Linked DNA regions of Homo sapiens: region 2 is linked to region 1. Evidence: read pairs that join two places in POLR2A ChIA-PET (ENCODE). Cell type or tissue: PC-3. All regions are shown on one strand.

What was found. ChIA-PET counts read pairs that join two places held together with the same protein. Peaks named below come from ENCODE experiments on the same cell type or tissue, not always from the same donor. Only the 100,000 strongest peaks of a DNase experiment are listed, where the experiment ranks them.
Region 2: POLR2A ChIA-PET joins it to region 1 with 5 read pairs; 5 of 35 experiments call an interaction of 5 or more read pairs at or near these places.

What each region holds. Positions count from the first base shown.
Region 1 is chr14:32,086,294-32,088,793 of GRCh38, forward strand. The region is part of intron 1 of ARHGAP5 (Rho GTPase activating protein 5); the gene reads left to right. Among named protein-coding and RNA genes, the nearest start is that of ARHGAP5, 10 kb to the left of the region's middle. In PC-3, no CTCF peak of the experiment used is centred here; a DNase peak (open chromatin) is centred at 1,338.
Region 2 is chr14:31,405,593-31,408,092 of GRCh38, forward strand. The region is part of intron 1 of HEATR5A (HEAT repeat containing 5A); the gene reads right to left. Among named protein-coding and RNA genes, the nearest start is that of HEATR5A, 14 kb to the right of the region's middle. In PC-3, no CTCF peak of the experiment used is centred here; no DNase peak of the experiment used is centred here.

The DNA of each region.
Region 1 (2,500 bases):
AAGCCATTGACAGGACTTGCTTTTTATTTTTAGCAGTACTCGAGAGTTTTAAACAAAAGAATGGGAAGCTCTGATTTATGTTTTAAAAGGAGCACTCTGGCTGCTCTGATATGAATAGACTGGGAAAAGGGAGCAGAAGTGAAGCAGAGGAGTTAGTTTAGAAGACTTTGGAGTAATCTTGGGCCAGAGATATTGATGGGTGAGAGCAGTAAAAGTAGAAAAAACTGAAAAGTTAAGGATATATTTTAAAGATAGGACCATTAGGAATTTCCTGACATGGTATAATTTAAAAGCATAAAATATTTTTAAATATATACCTTTTATTAATGAATGCATCAATTTTGTGAAAAGGTACATGTTTTAGTTCTGATTTATTGAGATTTTATTTTTTTAGATTCCTTGTAGAACTTTTTTTTTCTTGATTTGCAAAGGAGGATGCAGTGTTTGAATGGTCTAGTAAAATACCTTAGAAAACTTAGTTGTGAACATAGTTTTGTTTTGACACAATTTTAATTTCTATAAGGATATAGATAATTTCTATAAGATTATCCTAAAGACAATCTTAAAGGCAGAATGAGAGACTGCATTGCAAGCTATTAAAAGCAGCACTATTGCTTAAAAAAGTAAAAGATTGGGAATGAAGAGATTTTCCTTCTAACCTTATAATTTCTAGTAGGTTATTGCTACTTTTGTCTTGGTTTCTTCATCAGTAAAAATAAACATGGTGCTAGATATCATAAGAACAAGTTGCATGAAAGTAAGCCTACATCAAAAATAGATGTGCATGATTGACATAGATATTAAGACTGAAAGGAATTTTTAAGTTAACTCAAACAGCCTTCATATCATTGAAGACACTGGGCATTAGTTTATTAGTGGGAGCATGAAAAAAAACAATAAATTTTTTTTGTTCTTAGCACTGAAAAAAAAAATTGCTTGGCTAATAGAGGACAGTTTTGATCTGGTTGTAAGGGGCCAATGGATAATTTGTATATATATATGAACTATCTCAGTGTTTGAAATGAAGTTCCCTTAAAACCTGTTAGAGCCAACTTCATGAGATCTTTTGTCCATTGAGGTGGTAATACCATACTCATCCAAACAAATAGCCAAACCCTTTTGAGGGCAAGGTGACAACAGTTTTTTTTTTTCTATTTTGGGGTTTCTCAAACTATTCCCCCGCCCGCCCTCCCCCGCTTTTTTTTTTTTCAAACCAAAGCCTCTTGAATTAAGTAAACCTATAAATCAGATAAGGAAGGCACTCCTCTGGTGAGAGTTGGAAGGATTCTTCCAACACCCTTCCCACATCTAGGTGGAAGAATTTTTCTGTCACAGTTTGAAAATCACTATATGGTGACTCATGACATAAGCTCTGGAGTTGATTTCAAAATACCAGCAGGTGGTCTGCCTAACAGCCTTGTTAGAAGAATAAGGATGTTCCTCCCTGTATCTAATGGGCATTTTACTGTGAATTGTTGTGGAAACCATAGAAGTCATGTGAAATTACCTTATTTTTAAACTTGAACATTTAAGATTCATATTGCCACTGTCAAATTAATTAGGATGTGTTGAAGCCTTAGTATTAAATTTTAGCCTCATTATAGTTTTATTTCTGTCAAAAAGCTTTCCAGTTTTCAGTGACCAATGAAAGGGTCATGACTTAATGCCTCCACTCTTCATTTAAGACCCTTTTGTTTCTGAAACCTTAAAAATACATTTTATGATAGAGTGTTTTCATTTCTACTTTACCTTTCTATCTTAACATATAGAGTATATCTCAGTATTTTGGGGTTTATGCTATTGGAGAGCAGAAGTGAGTCTTAATGAGTAATAGTATTCAGAATTATATTATTTGGGTAAGCATATATGACTGGAAGACAAGGGACGGTTTTACTTTTATATGTCTTTGAATTACTCTTGGTTTTCAGAATAGATGTTTGTTTAATAAAGAGTTATATTTCATTATGTAACTGTAGTGTTTTTACTGTACTGTAAAAATTCCCCGAAGTAATCACCAGATAAGTCTTCTTTTGATGTACATTTTAAAGTATATCATCTGCAGGTTTTGCTTTTCTAATAAAAAAAAAGAATAGATCTTGTATTCTCTTGTGTTTTCAATATTTTCCTTAATTGTTAGATATGGAATCATTGTGCTGTTTTCCATACTAAGTTCCATTTCTATCACTGTGTATATAACTTTGTTGTCTAGAATATACTATGTTTTCTTCTCTGTAAATATCCATAAATAAAGTGTTCACTTGTTCTTTTACACAGTTCAGGTAAAGAACATTAAAGCTGATGCTAGGTACAGATTTTCAGTTGGGCCAGATTAAGATTTGTAAACATTTTACTTAATAAAAAAAGTTAATAGGATTGAACGGGACTGCCCTAGTTTCCTTTATTACATGTATACACTGCTGCCACATAAATATTTGTAAGTCACAAGCCTCATCACATTATTTTTCATAAATCTTAAGCAGCTTCCCATGGTTCCAAGAAT
Region 2 (2,500 bases), 680 kb before region 1:
GCTACAGAAATAATTTCTGGAAGAACCCTACTAAATACAGAAAAGGCGAAAAGCAAGTTTGCACTTAGTATCTATGATTGTTTGGGGGGTGGAAATAACCACAGTATCATAGAGAAAATTTCTTATTAATACCAGGGCAAGTCAAAATCCTATCTTCAGAATCAAATTACCCTTTCTAGAAATCATTAAGATCTGCTGAAGAGACATTTTTTTTCCTTAGGCACCAGCAATATTGTGGTGTAAAATGATCTATCAAGAAGCAAAATAGCTAACACAATGTGATGATAAATTATTCAGTAAAAAGCTTGAGATCATAAGCAGGTCATAAAGTCATCTCTAATGCCCTCAATACATTCCTTATGTAAATTACTCCTAAAGGAAGTAGACAATTCATGTTGGTAATCTCGCATCTAAAACTCACAAGTCTAAAATGCACCTGAGAGCTCCACATTCGCACTACCAATGTGATAAGCAAGGGCATTTTGCAAACAGATGGCTGCTGCTCTTATCTGAAGTCTTACCTCATCAGGAAGATGAATACAAATTCAGTCAATGTTATCTGCTATACGTTTTAAAATAACCACAACCCTACATATACCTGAGAAATGCTTATTTTTCTAATTTTTCTCTTAGTTTCCCTTATGTTTCTGTTGAGATTATAAGGTGATTTCCTACAAGTAAACACATATGTCAATATATTTAAATATATTTTTCAAAGTATAGTTAGTTGCCACTTGAAAAAAGGATTTCATAAACCTGCTGCTCCAAATGTAATGCCAGCTATATTTAACAGAAGCAGCTAATATTTACTGCTTACTTATTATAGTCTAAGCAGTACTCTAAGTGCTTTACATTATTTCCTTGAATAATCTGCCAAATTGTCCATGAAGCAGCTATTTTGATTAGCCCTATTTTACAGATGAGGACATTGAAGCACAGAGAAGCTAACTGACTTTCCCAAGGTCACACAGAACCTGGGTGTGCACTTAAGCAATCTGACTTCAGATAAGATTTGTTTTAACCACAACATACTATGCTGCCACCCTTTCATCCAATCAAGCTCCTCAAAAATGTGAGAAGTTAGGCCAGGCCCAGTGGCTCACGCTCATAATCCTAGCACTTTGGGAGGCCAAGGCAGGTGGATCATCTGAGATCAGGAGTTCGAGACCAGCCTGGCCAACATGGTGAAACCCTGTCTCTACCAAAAATACAAAAAATTAGCCGGGCATGGTAGCATATCCCTGTATTCCCCGTTACTCGGGAGGCTGAGGCATAAGAACCGCTTGAACCCAGGAACCCGGGAGGTAGAGGTTGCAGTGAGCCAAGATCACGCCATTGCATTCCATTGCACTCTAGCCTGTGTGACAAGAGTGAACCTCTGTCTCAAAAAAAAAAAAAAAAAAAGCGAGAAGTAGGGCCGGGCACAGTGGCTCACGCCTATAATCCCAGCACTTCGAGAGGACAAAGCAGGAGGGTTGCTTGAGCCCATGAGTTCAAGACCAGCCTGAGCAACATAATGAGACCCCCATCTCTACAAAAAATAAAAAAATTAGCTGGGCATGGTGGTGCACACCTGCAGTCCCAGCTACTCAGGAGGCTGAGGTAAGAAGATCACTTGAGCCCAGGAGGTTGAGGCAACAGCAAGCCGTGATCAAAAAACAAACCCAAAGCAAGTCATTTTTTAAAAAGCTTACATTTTGTACACCATTTGTGGATATACGGAACTAGAGTACACTGTTTCCCAAAGACAGAACATCAGGTTCCTTGGTGTAATAAACTTGGGAATCTTGCATTAAGACAAAGTTAGGGATTTTTACCTACAAGATTTCTCAGGCTATTTAATTAGGTTAATGTATATTATGACTCTCCATGAATGCAATATAGTATGAAGTATTAGTCAAAATGCTGCCAGCACCTAGCAACTTCTAGACCTAAGCAAACTGTTCCAAGGAGAAACATTAACATGTACCTGTTATCATCACTTATTTTATTTATATATATATATATATATATATATATATATATATATATATATATATATATATGTATTTTGGAGATGGAGTTTCACTCTTGTTGTCCAGGCTGGAGTGCAATGGTGCGATCTCGGCTCACTGCAACCTCCACCTCCCAGGTTCAAACAATTCTCCTGCCTCAGCCTCCCAAGTAGCTGGGATTACAGGCATCCACCACCACACCTGGCTAATTTTGTATTTTTAGTAGAGACAGGGTTTCACCATGTTGGTCAGGCTGGTCTCGAACTCCTGAACTCAGGTAATCCATCCGCCTTGGCCTCCCAAAGTGCTGGAATTACAGAGGTGAGCCACCATGCCCGGCCCTATTAATGTATTTTTAAAAGCTACACAAGAATGTTAATTCCATTACTTTACAGCCAAACATTGTATGTGCTTACCCTAAAGCCAATAACTGAACTAAGTTATAAAGGTATTTAAATGCTTTTAGACTAGGTATTTCTCTGGGCACTATTTGCTTCTCTCAAAAC